Linked DNA regions of Homo sapiens: all the other regions are linked to region 1. Evidence: chromatin contacts called from ENCODE Hi-C or POLR2A ChIA-PET data. All regions are on one chromosome and are shown on one strand. The core of a region is the stretch at or near the end of the contact, and the rest is flanking DNA. Distances in the headings are between cores, read along the strand shown. Region 1 has its middle 14 kb from the start of SPINK4. Region 2 holds the start of APTX (aprataxin). Region 3 overlaps SMU1 (SMU1 DNA replication regulator and spliceosomal factor).

Evidence for each region. A loop is a pair of places that touch in the nucleus more often than their neighbours do. ChIA-PET counts read pairs that join two places held with the same protein, here RNA polymerase II (POLR2A). Pooled maps may share reads with other maps.
Region 2: a loop to region 1 is called in a map of naive thymus-derived CD4-positive, alpha-beta T cell, with 11 times the contacts of the local background. The contact joins the promoter of APTX here to the enhancer-like site in region 1. A Hi-C loop is called at or near these places in 4 of 168 maps with a recorded cell type or tissue (K562, PC-9, mammary epithelial cell and 1 more), 10 of 37 single-sample maps with no recorded cell type and 15 of 50 pooled maps. POLR2A ChIA-PET finds 5 or more read pairs at or near these places in 1 of 52 experiments (MCF 10A).
Region 3: a map of endothelial cell of umbilical vein shows a loop between it and region 1 (5-fold over the local background). The contact joins two enhancer-like sites. A Hi-C loop is called at or near these places in 1 of 168 maps with a recorded cell type or tissue (endothelial cell of umbilical vein), 3 of 37 single-sample maps with no recorded cell type and 14 of 50 pooled maps. POLR2A ChIA-PET finds 5 or more read pairs at or near these places in 5 of 52 experiments (A673, H1, T-cell and 2 more).

The regions. Positions count from the first base shown.
Region 1 is chr9:33,223,601-33,227,950 of GRCh38, forward strand. No RefSeq gene overlaps it. Among named protein-coding and RNA genes, the nearest start is that of SPINK4, 14 kb to the right of the region's middle. RefSeq lists an enhancer at 3,496-3,665. Within about 2 kb of position 2,176, at least 2 of the 41 ENCODE cell types and tissues checked have a DNase peak (open chromatin) inside an H3K27ac peak, as active enhancers do.
Region 2 is chr9:32,999,865-33,004,214 of GRCh38, forward strand. APTX (aprataxin) reads right to left here and starts at 1,764. Exons shown (of 8, transcript NM_001195248.2): 1 at 1,703-1,764. It overlaps LOC124902140 (a long non-coding RNA gene), which reads left to right and starts at 1,913. Exons shown (of 2, transcript XR_007061454.1): 1 at 1,913-2,195; 2 at 2,313-2,881. RefSeq lists enhancers at 709-1,320, 1,321-1,933, 1,693-1,962 and a silencer at 1,163-1,222.
Region 3 is chr9:33,041,888-33,046,237 of GRCh38, forward strand. It overlaps SMU1 (SMU1 DNA replication regulator and spliceosomal factor), which reads right to left. Exons shown (of 12, transcript NM_018225.3): 12 at 1-4,350. Among named protein-coding and RNA genes, the nearest start is that of DNAJA1, 19 kb to the left of the region's middle. RefSeq lists an enhancer at 2,096-2,597 and a silencer at 2,452-2,771. Within about 2 kb of position 2,409, at least 34 of the 41 ENCODE cell types and tissues checked have a DNase peak (open chromatin) inside an H3K27ac peak, as active enhancers do.

The DNA.
Region 1 (4,350 bases), core at 926-3,425:
GGAAACCTAGAGAGAAGCGAACATGGAAGCCTGTTGATGCTCAGTCTGCTAAAAGACAAAGGACTCCAGAAAGTATCTGGAGATAAAGTGTCTCCAGGAGGAGCTTTATTCCAGCTAGAAAGCAGGGGAGGATGTTTTTTTAAAGGGCCATGTAATACAAGTCTATAGCCGAGATTGGGATTGAAATGAACTGATTAAAAGAAAGGAAACATCTAGAAAAAGACCCCAGTGAATCCCAGACTTCATTTATCTTAAAACAGTCATTCTCAGCTGGAGTGAATTTTGGTCTCCCATTGGACATTTGACAAGGTCTGGGGACATTTTTGGTTGTCACAACTGAAAAGAGGTGCTACTGGCATCTAGTGGGTAGTAGCCAGAGATGCTGCCAAACCTCCTACAAGGCACAGGGCAGCCCCTTACAACAAAGAATTATTAGGTCCCAAATGTCAGTAGTGTCACCATTGAGAAACTTTGCCTTAAAAGTTGTTTTTAAATATCAGCTTTAATTTACAATTTACAATGGTGCACAAATTCAGTTGCTATACCACAAAAAAATTGAGAGAAATTTATTCAGTATAAAAAAATCCAGATTAACAATTTGGTCACCTCCTTTGAGAATGAAAAAAAAAAAAAAAAGGACATCCAAATCTTAGTCAGCAATACTATTTTGTAAATTTAAAACACATCTCAAACAACACTTGCTATTTTGCAAAGAGAGAAGTAAAAGGATTCACAGCAAATATTCCCTTTAATTTAAAAGTTTAGGACATTGCTTAAATATACTTAATAACTTTTAGCATGAAGATTTTGAAGGAAATTTTTTATGATGCATCTTTTTATTTGTAAAAATTGTAAAAATTTATGGGGTACATGTGAAATCTCGTTACATATATATATAATGCATAGTGATCAAGTCAAGGTATTTAGGCTGTCCATCACCCAAGTACAGTACATTTTTGTTTAACTATAGTCACCCTACTCTGCTATCAAGCAATGAATGTATTCCTTCTATCTAACTGTTTGTACACTTTAACCCACTTCTCTTCATCCTTCCCCATCTCTTCCATTCATTCTTCTCAGTCTCTGTTCTCCGTATTTCCTCTCTTTACCTCAATGTAATCACATTTTTTTTGGCTCCCACATATGTGAGAACATGCTACGTTTGTCTTTTTGGGACTGGCTTATTTCACCCAAGATAATGACCAATTCTGGAGGAAATGTATTAAGTAGAAGGGGATAAAATGCTACAAATAAATAAATATTATGAGTAGGGATGGGGAGGATCCCACTACTGGCTATATAATTAAAGAGATTCTCACACAACTCCATAAAGAGACATGTAAGAGGATTTTTTTTTTTTTTTGAGACAAAGTTTCGCTCTTGTTGCCCAGGCTGAAGTGCAATGGTGCGATCTCGGCTCACCGCAACCTCCACCTCGTGGGTTCAAGCGATTCTCCTGCCTCAACCTCCCAAGTAGCTGAGATTATAGGTATGCACCACCATGCCCGGCTAATTTTGTGTTTTTAGTAGAGACAGGGTTTCTCCATGTTGGTCAGGCTGGTCTCGAACTCCCGACCTCAGGTGATTCACCCGCCTCGGCCTTCCAAAGTCTGGGGGGGGTGGATTATAGGCGTGAACTACTGTGCCTGGCCATAAGAGGATATTTTATCACCAAGTTATTTGTGATGGCTGGAGAGCTGGATGCAATGAGGCATTCATCATTGGGGAAATGAATGTAAGTAAAATGTGACATAAGCACACTACAGAATATTCTACCACAGTAACAAGCAATGAATTAGATACACACAAAAGGTCAAGAAATCTTTAAAACATGGTTCTGTCCAGTTGCAGTGGCTCAAGCCTGTAATCCCAACACTTTGGGAGGCTGAGACAGAAGGGTTGCTTGAGCCCAGGAGTATGAAACCAGCCTGAGCAAGATGGTGAGACCCTGTCTCTACAAAAAACAAATAAACAAGAGCAAAAAACGCCAAAACTCCACAATGCTGAATGGGGGAAAAAAGAAGAAAGGAACAGAAGGAGGCCTCCAGCACAATATTATTTTTTGAAATGAAAAATACCCACAAAACAATGCCACATGCTTTTGAGAACACTTGCAAATAGAATGATTTATGAGTCTTAGTCACTGCATAAACTTTACAGTTGAACTCTTGGAAATTACGCATCAGTGCCACCTGGTGGTAGCACTTCAAATTTGTGGCATAATTCAGTTTTGTTTTTAACAAGATAACATTTACATACAATGAAATGCACAGATCTTCATTTGATGATTTTTCGACAACTGTATACCCCAGTGTAATCCCTACTCTAAATAATATATACGGTATTTCCACTGCCCCAGAAGGTTCCCTCCTACTCTCCCCATGCCCTACCCTGAAAGCAACAACTGATCCGCCTCTGTCACCACAATTAGCTTCCCCTGTTGTAGAACTTACATATGTGGAATTATACAGAATTATACAGTGCATACTCTTTTGTGTTTGCCTTCTTTCAGGAATCATAATGTTTTAGCGATTCAGTCATGTTGTAGCACGTATCAATAGTTAATTCACTTTTATTGCCAGGTGGTATTCTATTGCATAGCTGTATTCCAGTTGGTCTATCTGTGCACCAACTGACTGACATTTGGATCATTTCCACTTATTGCCTAATACAAATAAAGCTTCTATGAATATTTACGAATAAGGCTTTGTGTAGACATATGCTTTTTATTTACTGTGGATGGAATTGCAAGGTCATAGCATGGATAGATGTGTAATTTTTTTAATTGCGAAAAACAATTCTCCAAATAAGTTGTATCATTTTACACATCCACCAACAATGTATTTGTATCAGCAATAAAAAGATGAACAACCCAGCTTATCTAAATAGGCAAAAAGTCGTGAATCAACATTCGGAGATATATAAGTAGCTATATAGTACAGGAAAAAGTGCCCACCATTATTAGTTTTCAGGAAAATGCAAGCTAAAACCACAATGAGATATCACTTTACACTCACTAGAATGTTAAAATGTTGAGAATGTGGAGAAATTGGAGGCAATTGGAAATCACACACACACACACACACACACACACACACACACACACCCCAGCTCTCTCAGGTCACCAGCTCAATTCCTTCACAAAAGAAGGATTCAGCTTGTGACTTGCACATTTCTGCATAGGCTACTGTTGGTCAAGCCTGGAAAGTTAAAAAGGCGGAAAGACAAATCTGCTGCTGTGCATTGGTGGCGTGGAGCCACAGGAGTGCCAGAGGCGTATACTGGGGCAGGCTCTTATACCTGTTTTTTACTGCAGTTCTTCATTCAGTAGGGAAAGCTTTCATAGGGGTCTATTAGTAGAGGTTGGCCCTGACCCTTCTAAGGAGAATAAGAGTGTCCTGAAGTCAAAATGAATGAAAGCCAGGTGAAGAGATGGGCAGGTTTCCATGGGCCCCGCATTGCCTGGAGCTGCCCAGAACATGGGGCTGGCTGTAGCTTCACCACCCAACTTCTCTCTTCCCTCTTCCTCTTTCTGTTTCTCCTCACCTCTCTCTTCCTCCTTTTCATAACGGCATCATGTATTAAGTTTTGTTATGAGCCAGGCGTTTAATTTTTTTTTTTTTGGAGACAGAGTCTTACTCTGTCACCGAGGCTAGAGCGCGGTGACGCAATCTCAGCTCACTGCAACCTCCCCTTCCGGAGTTCAAGCGATTCTCCTGCCTCAGCCTCCTGAGTAGCTGGGATTACAGGCACCCGCCACCATGCCAGGCTAATGTTTTTTTGTATTTTTAGTAGAGACGAGGTTTCACCATGTTGGCTAGGCTGGTTTCGAACTCCTGACCTCAAGTGATATGCCCGCCTTGGCCTCCCAAAGTGCTAAGATTACAGGTGTGAGCCACCGCACCCAGCCCTAATATATACTTTTTAATACAACACTTCAAGGTAGGCGTTATTATTGTTGTTGTTGTCATTTTTGAGACAGGGTCTCACTCTGTAGGCCAGGCAGAAGTGCAGTGGTGCTAACTGCAGCCTCCACCTCCAGGCTCAATCGATCCTCCCACCTCAGCCACCCAAATACCTGGGACTAGAGGCGTGTGCTACCATGCCTGGCTAATTTTACAATTTTTTGTCAAGACGAGATCTCGCTATATTGCCCAGGCTGATCACAAACTCCTGGGATCGAGCAATCCTCTCACTTCAGCCTCCCAAAAATGCTGGGATTATAGGCATGAGCCACGGCACCCTCACCCCATGAGGGAATGTGGGCTCTCCGGTTAAGGAATTTGCTTGAGGTCACAGAACTTGTGGATTCACACCCCATGGCTGCAGTCACAAATTACCACAAACGCA
Region 2 (4,350 bases), core at 514-3,013, 220 kb before region 1:
CAGGAGAATGGCGTGAACCCGGGAGGCGGAGCTTGCAGTGAGCCGAGATCGCGCCACTGCACTCCAGCCTGGGCGACAGAGACTCCGTCTCAAAAAAATATAAAAATAAAAATAAAAGGTAACAAAGAGTAGGTGTCTGGGAGCTTAATGGACAGTCGAAGAAAAACAATATAGAACAGTGGCGAAGATCAAGGTCTCTGAAGTTGGACTGCCTGAATTCAAACATTGGTTCTACCACCTACTCGCTGTGTGACTTGAGGCAAGTTATTTAACCTCTCCAAGCCTTCATTCCCTCAAGTGTCAAGCGGTATTAACAATTGCTCTACACCATGGGGTTGTCACAAGAGCTAAAGGACAAAGTATGTAAAGCTCAGTGTCTGATAAAAAGCATTCAACACTATTATCACTCTTGTTAATAGCGAAGGTAGGGCAAGCAGGAGCTGTGGACATATAAAAAGATCATTTGAAAGCAATAACTGCGGCTGGGCACAGTGGCTCACGCCTGTAATCCCAACACTTTGGGAGGCCGAGGGGGGCGAATCACCTGAGGTCAGGAGTTTGAGACCAGCCTGGCCAACATGGTGAAACCCCATCTCTACTAAAAATACAAAAAATTAGCCAGGCGTCGTGGCACACGCCTGTAATCCCAGCTCCTTGGGAGGCTGAGGCAGAGATAGCTTGAACCCGGGAGACGGAGGTTGCAGTGAGGCGAGATCACGCCGTTGCTCTCCAGCCTGGGTAACAGAGTGAGACTCTGTCTCAAAAAAAAAAAAAAAAAAAAAAGAAAAGAAAAGAAAAAGAAAAAAAGAAAGTAATAACTGTGTAACTAAGAAGAACGAGCACAAATCTGTATTGTCTCACATATGAACAATCCCCAAAAGTTCCAAACCTAGATCACAGCAATTCCAAATAGAAATTTTATCCCTGCTTTGTTAAGCCACTATCACTGGTATGTATGGGGAAAGGCTTTTTTTTTTTTTCTTTTTTTTTTTTTTTTTGAGACGGAGTTTCGCTCTTGGCATGCCCAGGCTGGAGTGCAATGGCGCGATCTCAGCTCACCACAAACTCCGCCTCCCGGGTTCAAGAACGTCTCCTGCCTCACCCTCCCGAGTAGCTGGGATTACAGGCATGCGCCACCACACCTGGCTAGTTTTGTATTTTTAGTAGAGACGGGGTTTCTCCATGTCGGTCAGGCTGGTCTGGAACTCCCGACCTCAGGTGATCCGCCCGCCTCGGCCTCCCAAAGTGCTGGGATTACAGGCATGAGCCACCCCGCCCGGCCAAGGACTGCTTCTTCTGGCATTCCCTACAAGGCCTGTTGAGGATGCTGCTAAGGTCCCTCAAGTGCCTTTCACGAAGCATTTCTGGCGGAAACGCTGCCCTTCCCGACAAGCTGGGCCGCCTCCTTGGTTGGACAGGGCCCATTCTCTAATATTTTTTCGGCTTGTGTTGCGACCAAGGTACATACAGGTGTCGGGAGCACACGTGAACAAACGCAAAGTGGGTCGAAGACCAACGCGAGCGCCCGCTGAAACAGCCCAAGGTAGTAACAGGGGAGGACGGAGAAAGCAGCCGTGAGAGCAGCGCATGAAAGCAGCGTCATTCAAGGCACATCACTCAAGGGTAGGAGCAGCCTCGGCCGAACGCTCACCCGCGGCATTGAGCCCAGCCAGCAGAAGAGATAGGCTGACGACCGCCTTACCTCCAGAAGTCGGAGACGGACAAATTCACGTTACTCATCTGTGCCTCACCGCTTCCGGCGCTGCGGGATGACGTCAGAGGCCGGCTGTATCGCGACCAGTGACGTCACCAGCACCTCTCTAACGGATTGGCTGAAAGAATCTTGCCCACTTCCCAGATCAAAAAGCGTCCGCCCCAATTGGGTTCTCTCTGGGCCGTGGTCCAACTGAGGATCCTGGAAGTTATGCCTGTGGGGACCAGCTCTCTCAGCATCTCTCTGCCTGAGGGCCACTCGCCTGTCACTGCCTCACAGTCTCTGAATTGGGTGACATTTCAGACCCAATCCCTCTGTGGACGTTTCTAGGTGGCTGTGCAGCTTCTCGATACTCCATAAGGAGACGTTCACAACCTTTAAGGCCATCTCTCCTGCTGCAGACAACCTGCTGTAGCACTGCTACTTGCTTTTTAAACTACAGTCCGCTTTCTCCTTTGTGCAGGGAGGAAAGAATGGAGCGGTAAGAGGCAGGGAAACCTGTTTTTTGTAGTGCTGTGTACACTAAATGAACTGAGGGGCAATCCGGGAGAAAAAAAGCAAGATGCAGGGATAAGATGCGTGTACTGATTTTTTACAGCAATTCCAGAAAGTTCCCTAAGAATCATATTGCAGTTATTCAAAGGCATTTTGGCAGAAGGAACAATCCCTATCTCGGAGGTAAAAGTATAGTTTATAATTTTTCTCAAGTACAACACACTGGCAAAAATTCTTTGGTTGAATTAGGTTTCTGAATTTTCTGCTAGGCCCATCTGTGCACTTCCCTGTAAAATCCAGTTTTAGCACAGACCCTGGCTAAGTCAGTTTACCAAGAACCACCACCACCACCCCGCCTTATGTGGTTATTCTCAATATCTGATCAGGTTCCTTATTCTCCACTATCCCCCAGATGATGTCTGATTACCTTGGCCTGTCTCCAGCAAGAATCCTGTTAGGTATATTTAGCCAGAAACTCCTTTACCCCGATGTTTCCTCTTAGTAATTTTCCATCCACTGACCCCTACACAGCTCCTTGGCCATAAATGCCCACTTGCCCATGCTGCTGTTTGGAGTTGAGCCTAATCTCTCTTCCACTGCAAAACCCCGTTGCAGTGAGCTCTATATACCTATCATGAAGTTCCTGAATAAAGTCTTCCTTACCATGCTTCAGCAAGTATCATTGAATAATCTTTTCTTTAACAAAATTGAGATTTAAGGAGTCACATTCTTCATCAAGGTGGAGTATTGTTTCCTTCCATGGAAAAGCAGAGACTTAATGGTATGATGAAGCTATCAGAGCCTTCAAGACAGAAGGTGGGAGGATCTTCCAAGAAACACAGAGGACAGGCTTGCTTTTGTTAGCAGAGAAGATGCAGGTTTATATTAGGGTCATATAAGGAAGTGGGAAAACACAAGCAGCATCTCAGCAGCCACACAGGCCTTACAGCTGAGGAATGTTGTTCACAACTGCCCAAGATAAAAAGAGGCAACTCTGGTGACCTGACCAGTTTTGTTGTTCCCTCAATTAAGCATCCCTCTCGGTTAAGGGTGCTTCTTTGACCTGCCTTTGTGTGTCTTGCATCCAAAAGTTGGATTGGATCATTCTAATTACATCATTCACTATATAATGTGCAAAATTGGGCAGAGTTTCCACGTCCTGCTTGTTAGGCCTAGTCCATTGTCTATAGTGTATTAGTGGCCAGAAAAGCAAGATCACATGGCACAATGTATAGCTAAAGGTATGGCAGGCAGTGAAGACTTTCAGGCACTTCATATTGCCATGCTAATCACCAGAACTTTTTCATCTTGAAAAACTGAAACTCGGCCAGGCACGGTGGCTCACACCTGTAATCCCAGCACTTTGGGAGGCCAACGCAGGTGGATTACCTGAGGTCAGGAGTTCAAGACCAGCCTGGCGTGGCGGAACTCGCCTGTAGTCCCAGCTACTTGGGAGGCTGAAGCAGAAGAATTGCTTGAACCCGGGAGGTAGAGGTTGCAGTGAGCCAAGATCACTCCACTGCACTCCAGCCTGGGCGATAGAGCAAGACTCTGCCTCAAAAAAAAAACTCCGTATCGATTAAATAGCTCCCTATTTTCCCTCCCCCACCTGGCAACCACCATTCTACTTACAGTTTTCATGAGTCTGACCACTCTAGGTACCTCATGTAAGTAAAATCAGACAGTATTTGCCCATTTGCGACTGGCTTATTTCACTTAATATAATGTCCTCAAGTTTCATCCACATTGTATCATGTGTAAAAAGTTCCTTTTTAAAGCTGAATAACACTCCATTGCATGTACACACCATACTTTATCCATTCATCCACCCGTGGATATTCCACCATTTGGCTATTGTGAATAATGCTGCTATGAACATGAGTGTATAAATATCTCTTTGAGATCCTGTTTTCACAATTTGCAATTGCAAGAACATGGAACCAACCTAAATGCCCATGAACTGATGAATGCATAAAGAAAATGTCGTACATATACACCACAGAATACTACTCAGCCATAAAGAAGAATGAAATAATGTCTTTTGAAGCAACTTGAATGGAACTGGAGGCCATTTTTCTAAGTGAAGTAACTCAGGAATGGAAAACCAAATACCACATGTTCTCACTTATAATTGGCAGCTA
Region 3 (4,350 bases), core at 1,159-3,658, 180 kb before region 1:
ACTAAACTTAGACAAATGCATTGAGGCAGAAACAGTACCAAAGGCTGAGGGGAAGGGAAGGAGAAGTTAATTGACAATGTTACAGGGCTTCTGTTTAGGGTGATGACATTTTGGAAATACAATAGTGGTTGCGTAACATCGTAAATAATGCCACTGAATTGCACAATTGTTTAGGAAAATTTGTTACATGTTTTACAATTAAAAATCCTAAGAACACTAAAAGAAAGTCATATTAGGTCGGTTGGTGCAAAAGTAATGTGCCATTACTTTTAATGGCAAAAACCGCAATTACTTTTGCACTAACCTAATAGTTATATCCTGAAGAGGCAGAAACTGATAGGTTTGTCTGTGTAGTTTTTCAGCTTGTATTATTACTACCACTAACAGCCTCTGTTGAACCCTTCATTACTATGTAAGCAGCCATATTTAATTCTCAGAACAATGTAATGAGGGAGAGCCTATGAAAAAACAAAGCCTATGAAACAGAGCCTATGAAAAAACATTAACCAAGGTCATCATCCACAAAAATACAAGTTCCAGCACTAACTCTGCTTTCTCTGTGATGCTTCTCCTGCCCATTCATACTTGTAGGGAATAGGAGTAGAGGCCAATTATGTCGCTTGAGAGTGCTCTTGGAACAGTGGCAAATTTTCTGTACGTGAAATTAGCTTCTCAACTTTTTTGTACGTACGGTACTGGTTCTTAACCTTGGCTACCATTGGAATTACCCGGGAAACATTAAAACACTCATCAGGTCCCACCCTCCAGGGATTCTGTATAACTCGGCTGGGTGTAGCCTAAGCATCAAAATGATTATGCGCAGCCAAGGTTGAAAGCCACCAACACTGACACATGGATTTAATATTAACCACTTGGAACAGAATACCACTGTTAAAATTGCCGTGGAAGGTTAAATAATGGGCAGCCCTTGCTATTCCAAGTTTGGTTTTTTTGTTTTTTGTTTTTGAGACCAAGTCTTGCTCTGTCACCCAGGCTGGAGTGCAGTGGCACAGTCTCAGCTCACTGCAACCTCTGCCTCCCGGGTTCCAGCTATTCTCCTGCCTCAGCCTCCTAGGTAGCTGGGACTACAGGCGTGTGCCACCATGCCCGGCTAATTTTGTATCCTTAGTAGAGACAGGGTGTCACCATGTTGGCCAGGGTGGTCTTGAACTCCTGACCTCGTGATCCACCCACCTCGGCCTCCCAAAGTGCTGGGATTACAGGCTTGAGCCACCGTGCCCGGCCTATTGTAAGTTTTAAACAACCTCAGACCAGGGAACTTCCTCACTTGGACATACACTTCATAGCAATTTCTTCTCTTAAAATAGTGGAAAATGAAGCTGTAAAAGCACAGTGAATGAGAACACTAGCAAGCTATGGCAATTTGAAAAAATGTGATTTTAAGAGTCAGTCTTGCACCTTTATCATTTAAATTTGGTTATCTCAGCATGAAACTTCTGAGACTGACAGCAAGAATTAAAACACCTTTTGTATATGCGGAAACTACCCTGTAGTCTACCTGCTCTCAAATTTGAGCACGCTTGCTGGGCCCCACCACCAATTTCTGATTCTGTAGGTCTGGGATAGGACCTTAGAATGTGTCTATCACGTGACACTTGTAAGAACCACTGTTCTAGCACAAGCCAAAAGAAGTGACAGCAAAGACTGACATCCAGAATCCTCTAATTCAGTTCTCTCTACTCATCTCACTACCTGTGCTCTGCTTAGGTGAATGTGTTTGCAGCATGTGGAGGAACAATCCATGTATTCTTTGTCCCTGCCCAAACCTAAAGATTGAGGAGGAACTGACAGCAATATTGAGAGTGAGGCAAGAGAGAAAAAAAACCTAGCTTCGGAGTCACATCTGGTTTTCAATGCGAGCTTCGTGCAAGTTGGACTGAGTTAGGTGCCTCACGTCTGGAAACCTGTTTCTTCATGTGCATTTGCGCACCCTCATTACATTGTTCTGAGAATTAAATATGGCTGCTTACATAGCAAGGAAGGGCTCAACAGAGGCCGTTAGTGGTAGTAATAATACATGCTGAAAAAAAACAACTGGTGAAGAAGATACTGAATTGTACCTGAGATTTATACCATTTGCTGTTAAAAAAAAAAAAAAAAAAAAAGCCATACTACTCCCAAATACCTCCGCGCAATGTTTTCCAGTCATTAATTCAACAGCAGAATAGGGGATAGGACAAATGTCCTTATGCTCATGGAATTAATTTTAACGCCAGGTAGTTTAGCTTCTATGTTAAGTGCTAGAGAGCAGCATCCGTTAAATCTGGTGGCTGCAGCAGAGCACTTCCCTAGGAACCGACTGCACACGCCCAATTCAGAAGGAAGTGAGCACTGATTCCCGGCAGCCAACTCCCGTTCGCGCAGCCGCTGCCACCGGCCCTTAAGACGATGTGACCGCCAATTTTGTAACAGTGACGTCACCCGACGTCTGCAGGCCCTGACAGTTGGCTCTAGCGGGTGCGCAGTCTCCCTACCCCCGGTAAGGGGCTCTACCGGCCCTGGACCCAAGATGGGACTCCTACCTCCGACCACCCGGAGCAGCGGCGCCCCAGATCCGGCCGTCCGCCCTGCGCGTGCGCGGCCCGACCCCGCCGCGGTCTGGCTGTAAGGGCGCTGGAGGGGAGCTGGGCTGCCCCAGCCTTCAATGCTGGAGGGACGGCCGCGTGGGGCTTCAGAAAGGCTAGGCGCCGAGGAGTGTAAGCAGCGTGTGCCCATTTAAAGACAAAATCAGTGTGTTTTTCAGGTTTGTACGAAATGAAGTTGTAGAAAGATTAACAAGGGTTACCTGGGAAAGGCAGATTTTCAACTTAGCGTTTACATGTTCACCCAGTGCATTATTTTATTTAAAAAGAAGAAAAATATATACTTAACGGCTCCTAATCCAGCTCTCTTTGCCTGGTCTCCCAAGACACCTATCATTTTGCCCAGCACATACCTTGCCGCTGTGCCACACTGGAGTCCCCGGTTAGGTTCCCTGTGCTTAGACCGCCCCCTAGTCCCTCCAGGAAGCCTTTCCCAACCCTTTCGCGTTAACTGCCCGCCTCATCATCACAAAGGTAACTTGAGCTTTTATCAGTTTTAATTACTCCTTTTAATTTGCTCTTCTTCCCTATGTTTAGGCAGAAACGAGTCTTTTTTTAACCATATTCATCACCTGGTGCCAGCAACAGAAGTGTTCCCTAAAAATTCCTAGAATAAACCAACACGTGCTGACTAGATTCTCCATCTTCATAAACGGTGATACAAACTATGCACATCATAACTACCAGCTTCATGAGGTCAAGACTAAATCAAAAATTCTCAAGGACTTTTCTAAAAATTTTTTTAGCATAAACTGTTTCCTCTAACTTAAACTTCTCTTAAGTGAACGTGTCTTTCCACTGGGATGACTGTCTACATGCTCAGGAATCCTGAATTCATGACTATGTTCAACTCCCACGACCATTTTTAAATCATCAAAATGGCAGCAAATGTCATTACCTGGACCAAAAAGCTGCAGGTTTTGTGGCAAATGGGAAATGTGTTATAGAATATGACTGGGAAAGAGGGATTTCTTAGTGCTGCCCAGAATTAATTCAGCAAACACTGAACATTACTACGTGCCACATATAGGATCATACTGCATTTCAGGTCACCATCAAAGGTAAATTACAAGGCTGGGCGCAGTGGCTCATGCCTGTAATCCCAGCACTTTGGGAGGCCAGGGCAGGCGGATCACCTGAGGTCAGGAGTTCAAGACCAGCCTGGCCAACATGGCAAAACCCCCGCTCTACTAAAAATACAAAAATTAGCCAGGCATGCTGGCATGCGCCTGTAGTCCCAGCTACTTGGGAGGCTAAGGCAGGAGAATCGCTTGAACCTGGGAAGTGGAAGTTGCAGTTAGCTGAGATGGCACCACTGCACTCCAGCCTGGGCAACAGAGCAAGACTCCATCTCAGAAAAATAAAATAAATTTTTTAAAAAGGTAAATTACAAGACTGCAAAACTTTTTAAAAAAACCTTCCCCACTAGTTTGTACCTAATAAATGCTAACATTTAAAAGGGGGCACAAAAGGCCTGCAGAAATAAGAACTCACGTTCTTGAAAGTACTGCCTAGCATGGTATCTTCCTCATCATCAGAGGTGCTCTATACATCTTCAGTTGAAACGTGAAACAGACATCCATATGCAAAATATTTTCAAGGGTTTTGTTGGCTTTTACATGTTTTTCTTTAGATAACTGGTAATGATGCACATTACAAAGGAGACTTTTCTAAATCTCAAGTCCTTTGCTAATTTTTCTTTGGAACAACAGCACATTTTCAATGCCAAACCTTCTCCTACAACATA